Linked DNA regions of Homo sapiens: region 2 is linked to region 1. The links are chromatin loops, found by intact Hi-C in ENCODE. Cell type or tissue: dorsolateral prefrontal cortex. All regions are shown on one strand. Each heading gives the region's core, and the rest is flanking DNA. Links, peaks and the distances in the headings are about the cores only.

Region 1 (7,773 bases), core at 1,138-6,137:
GTTTTTCCAGTTGTTTCTGTCTCTGGGGTGCTGTGTGGTCTTAGCATCTGGACACCCTTCTCTACTAGGCTTGCTTGATTGGGTTGCAAGAAGAGGATACTTGCTATATTTATTACATTTATTTTCTATTTAAGACAGAGACACTGAAACAGAGAAGGGAAAAATTATTTGTCTCAGAGCAAAGCATTACTCATTATTGAATCTAGTTCCACAACAGCAAACTATTGATTTCTACCTATGCTATGTGCTTTGGTGTTTTTGTCACTTATTTTTTTTTCCTTTCACATTATTATTTTTATTGTCTTTTACAATGGTCCTTAACTTCAAGATAAGTTTAAATGGATGTCAAAGAAAAGACCAATTTGAAAAAGTGTGTAAGTAGTAAAATGACTGATTCTTTGACCCTTGAAAGGAAAAGAAACAGTCATGCTTACAAGTTTAAAAGAATTGTTCAGCTGGATGATTCTGAAAGGATACAGCCTTGTTATTAACACTGAAAAGTTTAATTACATTTCATTATACTATACTAGCTTCTCTTAATTGGTAAAAGGGGACTATGAAAGCAAAAACAAAAATGCTTAATCTCTAGGAGCTAGATTTTCCTCGCTGCTTTGTAATGTAAATGTGCCTGTGTGTATATTAAAATTCACACACTCCATCCATCTCACTGGCTTTTAATGGAGGGGTCACCTGACTTCACCTAGAGCCGCCCCCCTCCCTTTCCCAGAGGAAACCCAAAAGTGAGAGACAGGCGCGTAGATAACACAGGTTCTTGTGCTGAGAGATGTAAATGCCCCTGACTGACCGGGAAGCGAGCGAGGTTGCTGGTGGGGGTTGGGGAAAGGGAAACGGAGGGAGAGAGCATAAGCGAGAGAGGGGAGAAGGAGAGAGAGGGAGAGGGAGAGAGGGAGAGGCAGAGGGAGACAGAGAGAGAGAGAGAGAAGTGCTGCATGCTTCATCTTTGAGAGGAGGGAAAACAAAAGAGCTCAGCGGCAGTTTTGTGTTGCTGTGTCTGGCTTAAAGAGGAAAATTCTAGACATCCATGTTGAAAAATCAAAGCTCAGCTGAGACTACTTCTATCAAGAAAATTATTTTTATCTGCGAATGGGTTGGATCAGTACAGGTGGTTTGAGAAGACACTGACTGAGGACCATGGAAAGGTGGGAGAGGACGTGCGGCTTCTCTGCTTCCTTTGAACAGAGCTCTAGGTTAGTAAGCTGAAACTGACCCGGGTCTGGCTTAAATATCTGTATGTGCATATGTGTGTGTGTTCTATTTATAGCCTCCAAACCCTTCTGCTCCTCAACCCCTGGGGAAAGCAGTGCCATATTCCACCAGATGTGAACCTAAACTTGATTCGACTCTCACTTCATTTGCCAAATGCCTCTCGTTTGTTTGCGGAGCTTTTGTTTAATACAGCCAGTGGAGAGCCATCATGATGTCTCCTTCTGAGTCAGAATGTGTGTTTCAGCCTTAGATTGTCAGGTGGCTGTTTGGAGAACAGTTAGTGTTTTGCTCCAGAAAGCTGCAAATGCATGATTAGGTTATTGTGAAATGTAAACAGCAGATATCTGCTGACTTGGCATTTCTTCTAATGTCAGAATAGTTCAGAGAACCAAGTGCATTTGCCTTATCTTTATTTCCCACGTAATTGACTTCAAATATAATAAGTTTGAAATGGCACCCCATCAACAAAGACACACACCAGGTATTCTTCCAGCAGAGTGTGTTTTACCTCCTATTGGAGCCGAAGCTTAAAAAATTAATTTTATGGGGACCTGGTTTGGGGAAAAAAATACAATGTGTTATAATTAAAATAGGTTTAAAGCCTTTTTTACAACCAGTGGGTACAGATGTGTGTAAAACAAACACATAATTTCTCTTGTTTCTTGCTGTGCAGATAGAGTGTCTTTTGTTCCAGCATGTGTATTTTCCTGTGTTTTTACAAAGAAAGCATTGCTTGTGCTTTCCGTGATAGCAAGGGGCTTGTATGCCAATTTGCCATTGTGCCCTGGTCAAGAATCTGCTCTATTCTGAAGTAAACTGCCCAGAGGTATTAGTCAAGAACGTGGAGAAGGGTGGGGAGTAGGAAGAGATGCTTTTTTCTCTTCCTCTTTTTTTTCCCCTTTGACTCAGAAGTGTCTAATTCACATGATGTTAAGAGGAAATGGGGGGAAGCATTTAGTTCTGAATAGGATGCAGTTCGGTGCCATGCAGTTGCCACAGACTATAACAAGAAGATGCTCGGAGCTGAGGGAATCACATTTGTAATGGGGACTCTTTAAGAAAATGTTCTGTGAGGGTGACTGGCTGAGTCCCTTTGGACCAAATTAAGATGCGCTCTGGCAGTGCACTAGCAGCTGTGAGCTGACATTTTCTTGTGAACCTAGTGAAAAATGGCTCCATATCTCTGTCTCGTCCTGAGGGAGATGGTCTTTGAGTAGTCGAGCCGTTCCTCAGCATTGTGATTTGCTCTGATCTCTGTTTTCTGATGGGGACGGACTGACTTGTGGTTCCTTTCAGTTCGCCTGCCTTTTTAAATCTCGCTTGAATGGGGAGTGGGTGGTGACGGTTTTACTTCAGTACAAACTACCCAGAGCAAAGCTTGCAGAAGATATCTTTCTGGCAATCATAGGTTTCCATTTTTAAAAGGGTAGATTACATATATTTTCGGACGTGATCTAAAGCACTTTGTTGTTAAGTGGGCTCATCAAACAATTTCTTTAAGGAAAGACCCATGCATGTGTGGCAGCTTACATTTGGACTTTCGGGAGGGCTGACAGGTTAAAAAAAAAAATAGATATTTGCCTGTATCGTCCATCTCTGAAAGTAAAAAGCTGTGTTTTTGTATCTTATCATGTTTTCCCTTTTTAGCATTGTGATCCATTGTGCAAGGAAAAAGATGTGTCCCCGCGCTAGAATGCAGGGAGGGAATGTACTACTGTCCTGTACTACACATGTGCTTATTAAAGAATTCCTGTACTGAGCAGGGAGTGGAGGTGCTACAGCAGCCACACTGTTCCTTTATTTGGGCTTTGGTTTGTGAAAGCTCCAGCCAGCAGAGGCAGGATGCGCTTTAGCAGAGAGCTCTGGTTTGAGGGACTGATTAAGAGCATGTGTTGTTTGGGGGTGTGCGAAATCGGTTCTCTATTGTATAGCATTTTAGGATGATTGTGTGACTACAGAGCAGGTTTAAATCTTAGGCAAGAGGTACAGTGTTGAGGCACTATCCACTAGAGAGGGGAGCATGAGGATGCAAAATAGTGCAATAGTATGTGCATTGTGCAGAAAAAAATAATAATTCTTTAAATTTTATGCTAGTTTCCAAATTATAGAAATTTGGAAACACTTCAGATGCTTTCTGCAAAATGACATGGAGTCATCTCCACACTAGGACAAGAAAGACTTGAGTACAATACTTTTAACAAGATGGAAACAGTTTCGTAAGTGTTTTAAGTGTAATAATATTTGCTCCACTGAAGGGTAACCCTCCAAGGGTTTTCATCGTGAGCACCTTCCCATAGGCTGAGAATTAGAGCACAGATTTTCATGGTGTCTGTTTAGAATAATTTTGATAAAGCTAAGACCTTACAGAGGCAATAAGATTTGCCTCTTTAGTAGAACAATGGAAATGGAACTTTAATACAGCATGTAGATCCGATTGCTGCTTTTATACATGTAGACAATCTGACTATGGTACATGGTGTGCTTTGGGGAAATTGATGCAATTATAGTAGAACAGCAAACAAAACAATAGGTGAGGTGATATAATGAAAACATGGATCTCAAAGTTCCTAAGAGGATTACCAAGTCACCCTTAAATATTGTTAATGACTACAGGTGAGGTGGTTTTACCCAGAGAAATTTCAGATGTTCAGAATTAGAGGACCATGTTTGTAAAGCTAAGAGCAGAGCTTGCTGGATCTTGGAGAAGATGGATGGCACTCATATTTAAACCAGATAATGTGTACATATAAAAGAATCACAATCTTAGAAACTTCCCACCAATGGAATTTTGTTTTAAAAGTTGCAAAATAACTAAACTGTAGAAAATAGTTCACAGCTCAGAAACCATCAAGGGAGAAATGAGAACATCCAGAAATAACAAAATTTTCGCAGTGAGATTTATGTGCTACCTGAACAACATTTAAGATGCCGATGAGTTCTTAATGAGAGCTAAAAAAGAAAAATTCACATTTGGAAATAAGTGTCTGTATTCCTGTATTCCTATAGCTTTGAGCTTGGAAAACACAAAATTTCCCAAGAATAAATTAGTTATTCGTAAGATGCCTGTGGCACGTAAAGGAAAACTTGATAAAACAATTAAGTTTCAGGCAAACATATTTTACTCTAACTGAATTCTTCTTGAAACATTTTTAATCACAAAGCTACTAACTTTCTGAGAATATCTTAAGTAGTAATGGCCTGCTTTCTGACATCCATTTTCTCTATCACTTTAGAACCCTACTACCTTAAACTCTCTTTTCAATTTTTAAAAGCCTTATTAGGTGACAACATGACATTAAATAAGCAGATATGATAAAAGACTGAGCTTAAAACACTTTAATTTTATGTTCAATTTCAGGAACATTTTTCTTCTACTGTCTGCAATCAGCTTTTGCTCTTAGTCACACAGCTTGTGGCACTCTTTCTAAGATCTCAGCTGCTTACTCTGAAGATAACAGAATTTTAATTGTAAAAAAAAAAAAAAGTGTGTTGCCTTTTTGACTGCATTAGGTGTACCTTAACAAAGGTTAGAACTTTGTTATAGGCTGGGTGTGGTGGCTCACGCCTGTAATCCTGGCACTTTGGAAGGCCGAGGCAGGCGGATCACAAGGTTAGGAATTCGAAACCAGCCTGGCCAACATGGTGAAACCCGTCTCTATTGAAAATACAAAACAATTAGCCAGGTGTGGTGGCACGCACCTGTAATCCCAGCTACTCGGGAGGCCGAGGCAGGAGAATTGCTTGAACCTGGGAGGCAGAGGTGGCAGTGAGCTGAGATCGTGCCATTGCACTCCAGCCTGGGCAAGGAGAGCAAGACTCCATCTCAAAAAAAAAAAAAAGAACTTTATTATAATGTGAATTCTCAACGTAAGCGTTTCACAGATATCAGAGGTTAAAGTATACATGTACTGTACATTTCAAGCATGTCAAGACCTATAAAATACACAAAGTCAACAGTAGGACGGTTAGTTTTTTTCCCTAGTTCTCATCACAAGGATGGCTTTCTGTCACACAAGCCTGCTTTCCAGAAGAAGTGCATTATTCTGTTTTCTCCTACAGATTCTTTACTCATTCTCCCTAGGCACACTAAGAATACATCAAATTCAATAAGTGTGATGATATAAAAAGTGTCCTTAATTGGTGTTTGAAAATTTAGGTGATATTCACCATGTGGAGGAACAGTTAGAATAGTTGTTTTTCTCTTTAAATCAGTAAAGTAAGTCAAACTTCAGAGTGTTTAAGGAAACTAACAATACTGTGTACTGTCAAGTAAGAGGCTCATTGCCAGCCAGTTAGCCAATGGAGGAGAAGACACAAGCTTAACTGATGACTCCAGTTGAAGCATTGTAGCTCAGGAAGTTCCCATATTAATAGGACCTCAGCTCAAATTCCAGAGCCAGCTACTCAACTTATTCACCTTTTTGCCATCTGGGGCTGGGGGAGGAAATAATATATTAAATAAGAGATCACTTTTGTTATAAGACAATCTCTCTAATACACCAGTCCTGCAAGCAGTTCAGGCATCTTTAAGATCCTCTCAGTCTGAAGTTTCTATCTTTCTCCACGAAGCAACAAATCTCAACTGACTCTGGAAGCCACTCAAAGATTTGTTCTAAAACTTTGGATTGATCTTGCCAAGCACTTTCCACAAAAGCACAACCCCGGCCAAATAAAGGCACAGGGATGAGAGCTTTCTCTGGTCTGTAGCAGAGAACCAAACCCTCTGGGTTATTTCACTCAAAGGGCCACAAAAGCTCAAATGCCGAGCTAAGGAACTGCTGGCCAAGTGTGGGAGGATTCTTGATCTTGGATTCGTACAGCTGTTTATGAAGAGCCTTTCTTTCAGATCTTAGAAAGCATCATATTTCCTTCCCTCTCAGGACCTTAGCACATGCTGGTGCCTCTGCTGGAACACATTTCTACCCACTTTGCTTGCTCAGCCATTTAATTGGCTCTCTCTATAAAATGTGCTCCAGGCTTCTCATGCTTTTTCTTCATTACACTTCTCGGGTGTTTTGGGTTTTTTTCAATATTTAGTTTTATGTTAGTGTTATTACTTGATTAATGTCTTTCTCTGCCAGGAGGCAGGACCTTCTAAAGTGAGGGTCCAAATTCATTTTGCTCACAACCGTATCTATCTGTAGGACTTCAAATCATGTCAACTCAGATATAAGATATGCACTAGGGCCGGGCGTTATGGCTCACACCCGTAATCTCAGCACTTTGAGAGGCCGAGGTGGGCAGATCACAAGGTCAGGAGTTCGAGACCAGCCTGGCCAACATAGAGAAACCCCGTTTCTACTAAAAGTACAAAAATTAGCCGGGTGTGGTAGTGGACACCTGTAACTCCAGCTACTCAGGAGGCTGAGGCAGCAGAATTGCTTGAACCCGGGAGGCAGAGGTTGCAGTGAGCCAAGATTGCACCACTGTACTCCAGCCTTGTTGACAAGAGCGAGACTCTGTCTCAAAAAAAAAAAAAAAAAAAAAAGATGTGCACTAAACATTTGTTAAATGACTGACTGAATGAATAAATGAATACTAAGGCAGCAATATAGTGGGAAAAGATAGTGTAACTAGCCTGGCTCAACAAAGAGCAATTCTCTTCACTGGGTTGGCTAGTTTGGAAACCTAATAGGTGGATACACTAGGACAGTCCCAGGATCTCCCTTCTGTCAGGATTTTCCATGTAAGAAATCACACTTGAGTGCTTGCTATTACAATATTTCAAAAAAGAAATTTACTACCCATATCAACAAGTATTTAGAATCAGTCTGGCAAAATCATAGTCTGTCTTTCCCTCTCCGTTCCTCCTAAGGTACCTCTTTTCCTGAATCTCCCACTCTGATCATCCTTTAGTTCTTTGCATCCAGGCCCTTCTAGGTCTCATCCGAAGATGGCTATGCTTTGCTAACTAAGCTGGTAATAAGTTGTGAGGCCTGAAAACCCATCTAAGGTGTGAGCTTTATTTGCATTTTGAGCAAAATTATCATGTAGTGGTTAGCACTCTGCTTATTAATATGGAGGCTGTGAGGCATAACATAGCACGAAGCTTGCCTGTAGGAAGCTATTTTCGGTTGTGGAGCTAAGACTTATAAAAAACAATTGGCAACTACTCTAAGAGCCTATGATCAAGAACTGTATTTGGCTGTACAGATTTTAATAAAACTAGAGCACAAAGGAAAGGATTTGTAAAGAGGTGGGATCTCAAGCAAACTATGACCAATAAGTGGCATCTGAATTGTCAGAGAGGAAGAAGAACTGTTTAACATTTGGGATGGGGGGAAAAAATCATTAAATGGTCAATGGGACTTAGCACAAGCTGTGTTAAGATACTACTCACATTTCCTTTCCTAAGTATAAAAGGCAAAAATACCTTTTATTCACAAATTCATCGAGATTTTATTCATTTAAATCATAACCTTGAGACCCTAGAAGTTAGGACAGTTAGCAATCATATTCCTGGACACTGGAATTCACTTCCCATTATATCTTGAAGTACTTAGTCTATCTCAGCATTTAAAAGTAATCTCAAAGAAGTTTTCTGTC
Region 2 (7,773 bases), core at 1,156-6,155, 130 kb after region 1:
TTCAGTGTAGAGTGCTTGTATATCAGTGGTCAAGGAATCTTGGTACTGTTGGTAATTAAATCTGGTCATTTACTGTAGAAGCCTTAAAATTGAAAATATATTGCATATACATCAACTTCAAAAGTGATCACCCCAGACATTGTCTTTCTTTCTTGCTCAGTATGACAGGTTTTTTAGTTCAGGTGATGAGTTCAGCTTTCTTTTTTTTTTCTTTTCTTTTCTTTTTATTTTTTTCTTGAAACAGGGTCTTGTTCTGTCTCCCAGGCTGAGTGCAGTGGCATGATCTTGAGTCACTGCAGCCTTGACCTCTTGGGCTCAAGTAATCAATCCTCCACTTGGGACTAAAGATGTGTGCCACTATACCAAGCTAATTTTTAAATTTTTTGTAGAAATGAGATCTCTGTATGTAGCCCAGGCTGCTCTCAAACTCCTTAGCCTTCCAAAGTGCTGGGGTTACAGATGTGAGGCACCACACCTGGCTGAGTTCAAGTTTTAAATGATATTTCTCACATCTACCCCTCATTTACTCTAGTGTTTACACCAGGGACTTAATTGTGCAAATAAAACTATGGAATTAATAAAACAATATGGTGGCCTAAATAATTTGTTATAACAGAGAGCTTTATGAGTACTAATTCCAAAGTGTATGTTACCTATCACCTGATTTCATTTGATAAGTATAGTTGTAAACAAGCTGTAATTTTAACATTTAGCAAATCAGATAGCTTGGTATATGAAAATAATGCAATGCTATTATTTCTTACTTTTTGGAGATCTACAGATTTTTCATTTGTCATCTATTTTTTGACATCCACCATAGTTTTTCTTCATGAGAGATCTTCTGCATTAGATGCTTATTTTTTTTTTTAACATATTATCATGTATCACTGCTGGTGAGCTATAGTCAAGCTCCTAAGTCTTTCCCAATATCAGCCATACTGTTGCATAGATAGAGCCAAAATAATTTATATTACTTCAAATAATAAAGATATTTATAAGGACACATAAATAAAGATAGGTGCATTATTTCCCAAATTCATTTAACTTCTAAAGAACACTTCACTATGAAAAATACTCCTCATGACTCTGTTCATCTATGCACCAGAAAATGAAGGATGGCTTATTTTCTGTGAATCCGGTACATGGCTATAGAGTACTCCAGGGCCAATGCCAAAGTCATGACCTGCATGCTTTATGGATTGTTGTAGTTATATTTGATGAGGAAATTTAACACTGTTTTTATTTTGGGTTCCCTGAGCTATGAGTGAAATTGGAGCAGTGGTTCTCCAATTATGGTTTCTGGACCCGCAGTGTCAGAGGCATCGCCTGAAAACTTGTTAGAAATGCAAATAATCAGGCCCCACCGCAGCAGGGTGACTCAGAGACTCTGGGGAGTGAGAACCAGCTATCTGTGCTTTAACAAGTCCTCCACATGGTTCTGATGCAGCCTATGTTTTTTGTGTGTTGTTTTTGTTTGTTTGGTTTTGGTTTTTTTGTTTTTTGAGATGGAGTCTTGCTCTGTCACCCAGGTTGGAATGCAGTGGCACGATCTCGACTCACTGTAAACCCCGCCTCCCGGGTTCACGCCATTCTCCTGCCTCAGCGTCCCGAGTAGCTGGGACTACAGGCGCCCGCCACCACGCCCAGCTAATTTTTTGTATTTTTAGTGGAGACGGGGTTTCACCGTGTTAGCCAGGATGGTCTCTATCTCCTGACCTCTCGATCCGCCCACCTCGGCCTCCCAAAGTGCTGGGATTACAGGCGTGAGCCACAGCGCCCGGCCTTGATGCAGCCTATGTTTTAAGAAACACCAAGTTTGGGTCCGATGCTTCCTCAATCCAAACTGTTAAAATTTAAAACAGTAATTGATGCCATATGGGGCACTATTTTGAACCTTTATATCCAAGATATTCAGTGAGGTTTCTTCTTCAAAAAAAAAAAAAAAAAAGCCTGTTTTTGGAAGATACCTAACATTGTTAGTATATGCCAGTGCTGCTTTAAACAAAAATTGACAACATGTTATCTTAGGGGAAGAGAGTTTTGAAATAATTACTGAGGTTTAAAGCAACACACTGTTAAGAAAATAAGTCAAATTAACTACCAATATTTTACAAATGGATTTGTCAAATCTTCAATATTTTATAAAATGTGCATAGTGTTTTATTGAGGCTATTAATAATTTTTATACTTAATAAGTGATTTATTTCATTGAATTGTAGGTTTTAATTTTTTTACCTCAAACCAATCCACCCCATCAGTTAACAGGAAATCTATAAGGCCTACATTACTTTATAATCTGTCAATCACATACAATTCAGTGACCCAAACGATATTATTTGCTTTGCTTACTTTAGCTCTATGTTTGTATAAAACCATACTTTGGGATTTTATGTGATTGAAAATGAGTATAATAAAACCCAAGGCCTAGGCTGGTTGTGTAAAAATTGATTACAGGCATTGGCCAAAGGAATCTATCGGATGTATGTTTTTATTGGCAGCATACACAAATCTGATGATTGTGTTCTTACTTGCTGATGAGTAACTGTGACCAACTTAAGTGTCTTCAAGAATCTAAGAGATAGTTAATCAAAGGTCAAATACAGAGGAAGTCACCCTAGCTGTCAAGATCTATTTTTTCCAGCTTGCAGTTGAGAAACACCAGGAAGAAGAAAGGGGGAATATATGAATAAGAACAGAATTCATTTTCTCACATTCTCACACAATGACCCATCTGCTTAGAATACATTGACTTAATGATTAATTCCAAGTCTGTTTCTTTAGCAAATATGTATTGGGTACCTGCCATGCGGCAAGCACTATGGAATTTTTAATATATCAGAATAGATCACAATAGATGACTGCACTGAGCCATCATCTAAGTAATAATACTGTCAAGCTGGTGACTCTTTTGAAGAAAAGTATTTTACTCAAACTAGGAAATAGCAGAAAGCTGAGGGGAAATACGCTTTAGAATTATATTTACCACAAATGCCCTTTTCTTCCTAAGACAAAAAAGAGCAATGTTCCTTCATTTAAACAGTAGGTTAATAAAAAAATTCCATTGGCACTCCCAGTTGCCATGGTAGCAAAATGACAAGTCGCTTCCATGTGACTTCACTGTGTATCAATAAGCTAACCATTTGGGAGATAATGCATTTTGTTTAGACATGTCTTTTGAGCAGAAACGCTGTATGCTTTCATTAACTCATGAAGGAGGTGTTGTTCATACAGTACTTAATTTAGCAATTAATAAATAAGCTGTTGTTTAAGAAATTAATTACTAAAAGATGAAACAAAGCCTCAACTTAGCATTTTTGCTCTTTCAGTTCTATTTATTTTTCCTTTGGAGGAGTGGTCTGGAATAAATAATAAGAATAAAATATATAAATTATAATTTGGATAATAAAACTTATTTTGGACTTTCCTATACACCACTTAGGAAAGTCCCAACCAAAACAGAAGAGCAATAAAAGAAGGTGAGCTTCAGCTATATGATGAATCATCTATATTCCCTCTTTTATTCTCCACATCTTCCACCCTATTTCTAGTGCTAGATAATTACTTGTTATTACTGTTGAGTCTTGCTTTGCTGTCAACTATTCATCATCTTTTGAGTTGCAAAAGCAACTGTAATTATTTCAGCATAAAAGTAAGTAACCACTTCAAGAAATTTAACTTGTTTCCCCAGTCTAGATATTAATTACCTTTAGCTGCAAATTACCATTGTACAACACTTCATTTCATATCACATATATTTTCCTTATTTTTAGAATCATACTACTTTCCAAAGAGGTGTTCACAGATTTCCAATTGCTTTCTCCTTCTTCAGCCACTGCCTTGCCCATTGACGTAACATCAACTAATATCCTTTCTTCCCAGACACATAGATCTAAAATGCTTTCTGACTCTTGTAGGTGCTATGCCTGCAGGTAAAATTAAATGACCTACTTACTAATCAGGTTTTGTGAGCACTTTCACACTTTTCAAATGACTCAGCAAATGGCAAAAACCTTCTAGCAGCCTAGGCCATAGGCATTAGCTGTTTTACATGACTGTCTACAAAAGACAAAAGGATCCTTGTAACTAGTGACCAAGCCACTGTGTACTACATCTTACTGTGTAATCAGACAAAATGGATTTATATCTTGACTCATGTTTTTTTCATACTCAAACAGTAAAAAAGACAATTTGTTTCTTCAAGCATAAATTTTTTTTCTTTATTATAAGTGTTAGCCTGAGTGAAGTTAAGTGATTTAAAGCTTTGATTATAATACACTCCAAAAGTAAGATACCACCAATGATATTTGTGAAATTGTAGTTTTCTTAGTAGCACTATTAATATTACTTAAAAGTAATGCAGATATTGTTGGCATGGTGTTTATGCTTTTACTTTTTATAATGCCCTTTTATGTCTATTATTTACCTCAGTGCATAAGAAAATCGATGATGAACTGTTTTTATCTAGAATCATATATGTAAAACATTAAAACAAAAATGGAATGTAGATGTCCTCAATTTTTAATCTAAGAACCTTTTTATCGCACCATTTTATCACACCACAGCATTCTCTCACTTTTTTTTTTTTTTTTTTTTTGAGACGGAGTCTCGCTCTGACGCCCAGGCTGGAGTGCAGTGGCGCGATCTCTGCTCACTGCAAGCTCCGCCTTCCGGGTTCACGCCATTCTCCTGCCTCAGCCTCCGGAGTAGCTGGGACTACAGGCGCCCGCCACCACGCCCGGCTAATTTTTTTGTATTTTTAGTAGAGACGGGGTTTCACCGTGTTAGCCAGGATAGTCTTGATCTCCTGACCTCGTGATCCACCCGCCTCGGCCTCCCAAAGTGCTGGGATTACAGGCATGAACCACCGCCCCCAGCCATTCTCTCACTTTAAAAAAAAACTTTTAGGTTCTGGGGATACATGTGAAGATTTGTGACATAGGTAAACTCATGTCATGAGGGTTTGCTGTGCAAATTATTTCCTCACCCAGGTACTAAGCCCAGTACCCAATAGTTATCTTTTTGCTCCTGTCCCTCGTCCCTCCTCCCGCCTTCCGCCCTCAAGTAGACCCCAGTATCTGTTGTTGCCTACTTTGTGTTCCTAAGTTCTCACCATTTAGCTCCCACTTATAAGTGAGAACACGCAGTATCTGGTTTTCTGTTCGTCCATTAGTTTGCTAAGGATAATAGCCTCCAGCTCCATCCATGTTCCCATAGAATACATGCTGTCGTTCATTTTACGATTGCATCGTATTCCATGGTGTATATCTACCATGTTTCTTTATCCAGTCTGTCACTGAAGAACATATAGGTTGATTCCATGTCTTTGTTATTGTGAATACTGCTGCAGTGAACATTCGTGTGCACGTGTCTTTACAGTAGAATGATTTATATTACTCTGGTTATATACCCAGTAATGGGATTGCTGGGTTGAATGGTAGTTCTGTTTTTAGCTCTTTGAGGAATTGCCATACTGCTTTCCACAATGGCTGAACTAATTTACACTCTAATAACAGTGTGTAAGTGTTCCCTTTTCCCACAACCTCGTCATTTTCTTCTTTTAAAAATGAGGGTTGACATGTAAGTGTCTGTGTATATGCACATACACCAGTCATTGGAACACACCATGCACTGCCATGTTTATCCTTTGAAAATGATTTTGATAGTTCAGAAATACCTGTATGAGGCGCCAAGATGTTAAGCCAAATGACCTAAGCTAATCCAAGCAATATGTGAAATAAGTGGAATTTCTCTTTAAGGATGTAGTGATTCTTTCTAAAATATAACCAGGCTCTTTCTGGATCCCCTGTTGACTTCCAGCAGTCTCCCACTTAGCTAACACTCACCTGGGTAGTGTACAGCCTACAAGTATTGTGGGTCTCTGCTCCCCTTCAGGTCTTTTTCTCACAGTCTCTTCTCCTCCACCCTTTTCTCCATACTGTCTAAGCTAACAGAAATCTCAGTATTTGACCCACTAACTTGTGCATAGGTTCTAACAGTCTGATTTATGGTCAATTAATAAGATTTAACCCTTTATAGCATACTATATAACTTTTTATTTTTTATTTATTATCTGCCTCTCCCTATTAAAATATTAGTTCCATGAAGGCAGGAATCTTAGTCTGTGTTATTCAGAGATATAGCTCAAGCATCTAGAATAGTGTTTGGCACATAGTAAGTGCTCAGTTAATATTTATGGCAAGACTTCATTAAAAAAATCATTTCTGCTCTTCGAGGCAATAGTACTTAACATACAATAATCCTTGTTGAGTATTTAAAATGTGCCAGACATTGTCTTAAGTATGTTATATGAATTATCCCATTTGTTCCTCACATTAGCCCTATGAAGATGCTACTACTATTGTTCCCATTTTACAGATAAGAAAACTAGAGTTTACAGAGGTGGAGAACCTTGCTCGAGGTAATACTGATAACAAGTGGCTGAGTCCCAAACAGCACAAGCAGCTTACTTTCAAAATATCATACATTTTAAAGGTAGTTTCTCCTTCATCTGAACCAAAGAGTAATTCTAATGGTGGAAATTTTAGGTTAAAGAGAAAGTAGAATGACACATGACGAGCCAGAAAGGAGGGTAGTACAGAAACAGAAAATTCTTACATTATGTCTTCTCACATTTTCCATCAAGGCAAGCCCATGTAAAGAAACTGCACAAGCTGGCATACCATGAGAGTTGTGCTTTATTGTAAATAATAGAACCATGGCGTTCTCTGTTTCTTCTTGACTCTCAGTATTTTTCTCTCCCTCCCTTTTTCAACCCACTCTCTTGACCATAGATTGGGTAGGTAAGCCTTTAGAGAGGAAATGTGATCAGCCTGGTGCTTCACCAGGGCTCATCAGGAAGAGCAGCGATGAACTGAAAGAAGGAGGCAGGCACACCAGTGACAGAGCCACCGCCTGGTCCAGGAGGGAGGTGCTGGGATCAGAGACAGTACAGATCGGAAGGATGATGTTGTGGAGATATGGGACATAGAACTTGCCAAATATTTGGAGATGGGATAAAGGAGTGAGGGAGGACTCAAAGGTAGGTGACTCTGAGGTGAAAGTTTCAAACCAGCACAACTAGAAGAATGGTGGTGGCATGAACAGGGGAGCAAGATGAAGAAATACATTTTCATGATTACATTTTCCTGAAATGCTGTCAGATTTGCCACTAGTGAGGGTGTAATAAAGACATTTTCAGGCTTGGAAAATCTCAAACAATGTGGCTTCCATGCAACCTTCGACAGGAAGCTTCCAACAGATGTGCTCAGCCACCATGAGGATGGAGACCACAAAAATAGACATGGGGTCTAGGGAAGAGGAGAAACTGCACAAGACAGAGGCAAAGTGACTCCCCAGGATGATGGCAAAGGATGATCCCTGGATGGCAGCTGAGAGTCCAGACTGGAGCATGTCAGAAGCCTCCAGGAAAGATTTCTTCAATAGGATAAACTTGATAAAATATAAAATGTATTTGTGAATTTTGAGAGGAGATTTATCTCTCAAGGAGAGAGTTTATTTAATGATTAATGAATGGAAAATGGAAATGAAAACATATTACATATAGAGTAATCAAAAAGTTACACACAGCCGGGCGCAGTGGCTCATGCCTGTAATCACAGCACTTTGGGAGGCCGAGGTGGGGGAATCACAAGGTCAGGAGATTGAGACCAGCCTGGCCAACACAGTGAAACCCAGTCTCTACTAAAACTACAAAAATTAGCCAGGTGTGGTGGCGCACACCTATAGTCACAGCTACTCAAGGGGCTGAGGCAG

What was found. Hi-C counts contacts between places; a loop is a spot of excess contacts. Peaks named below come from ENCODE experiments on the same cell type or tissue, not always from the same donor. Only the 100,000 strongest peaks of a DNase experiment are listed, where the experiment ranks them.
Region 2: a loop joins it to region 1, with 2.4 times the contacts of the local background. A loop is called at or near these places in 1 of 110 quality-filtered maps.

What each region holds. Positions count from the first base shown.
Region 1 is chr7:78,764,286-78,772,058 of GRCh38, reverse strand. The region is part of intron 2 of MAGI2 (membrane associated guanylate kinase, WW and PDZ domain containing 2); the gene reads left to right. Among named protein-coding and RNA genes, the nearest start is that of MAGI2-AS2, 240 kb to the left of the region's middle. In dorsolateral prefrontal cortex, for the core only: a CTCF peak has its summit at 3,057; DNase peaks (open chromatin) are centred at 2,351 and 3,048; H3K4me3 peaks cover 2,770 bases; H3K27ac peaks cover 2,624 bases.
Region 2 is chr7:78,630,527-78,638,299 of GRCh38, reverse strand. All of the region lies in intron 2 of MAGI2 (membrane associated guanylate kinase, WW and PDZ domain containing 2), which reads left to right. Among named protein-coding and RNA genes, the nearest start is that of MAGI2-AS2, 370 kb to the left of the region's middle. In dorsolateral prefrontal cortex, for the core only: no CTCF peak of the experiment used is centred there; no DNase peak of the experiment used is centred there; H3K27ac peaks cover 1,911 bases.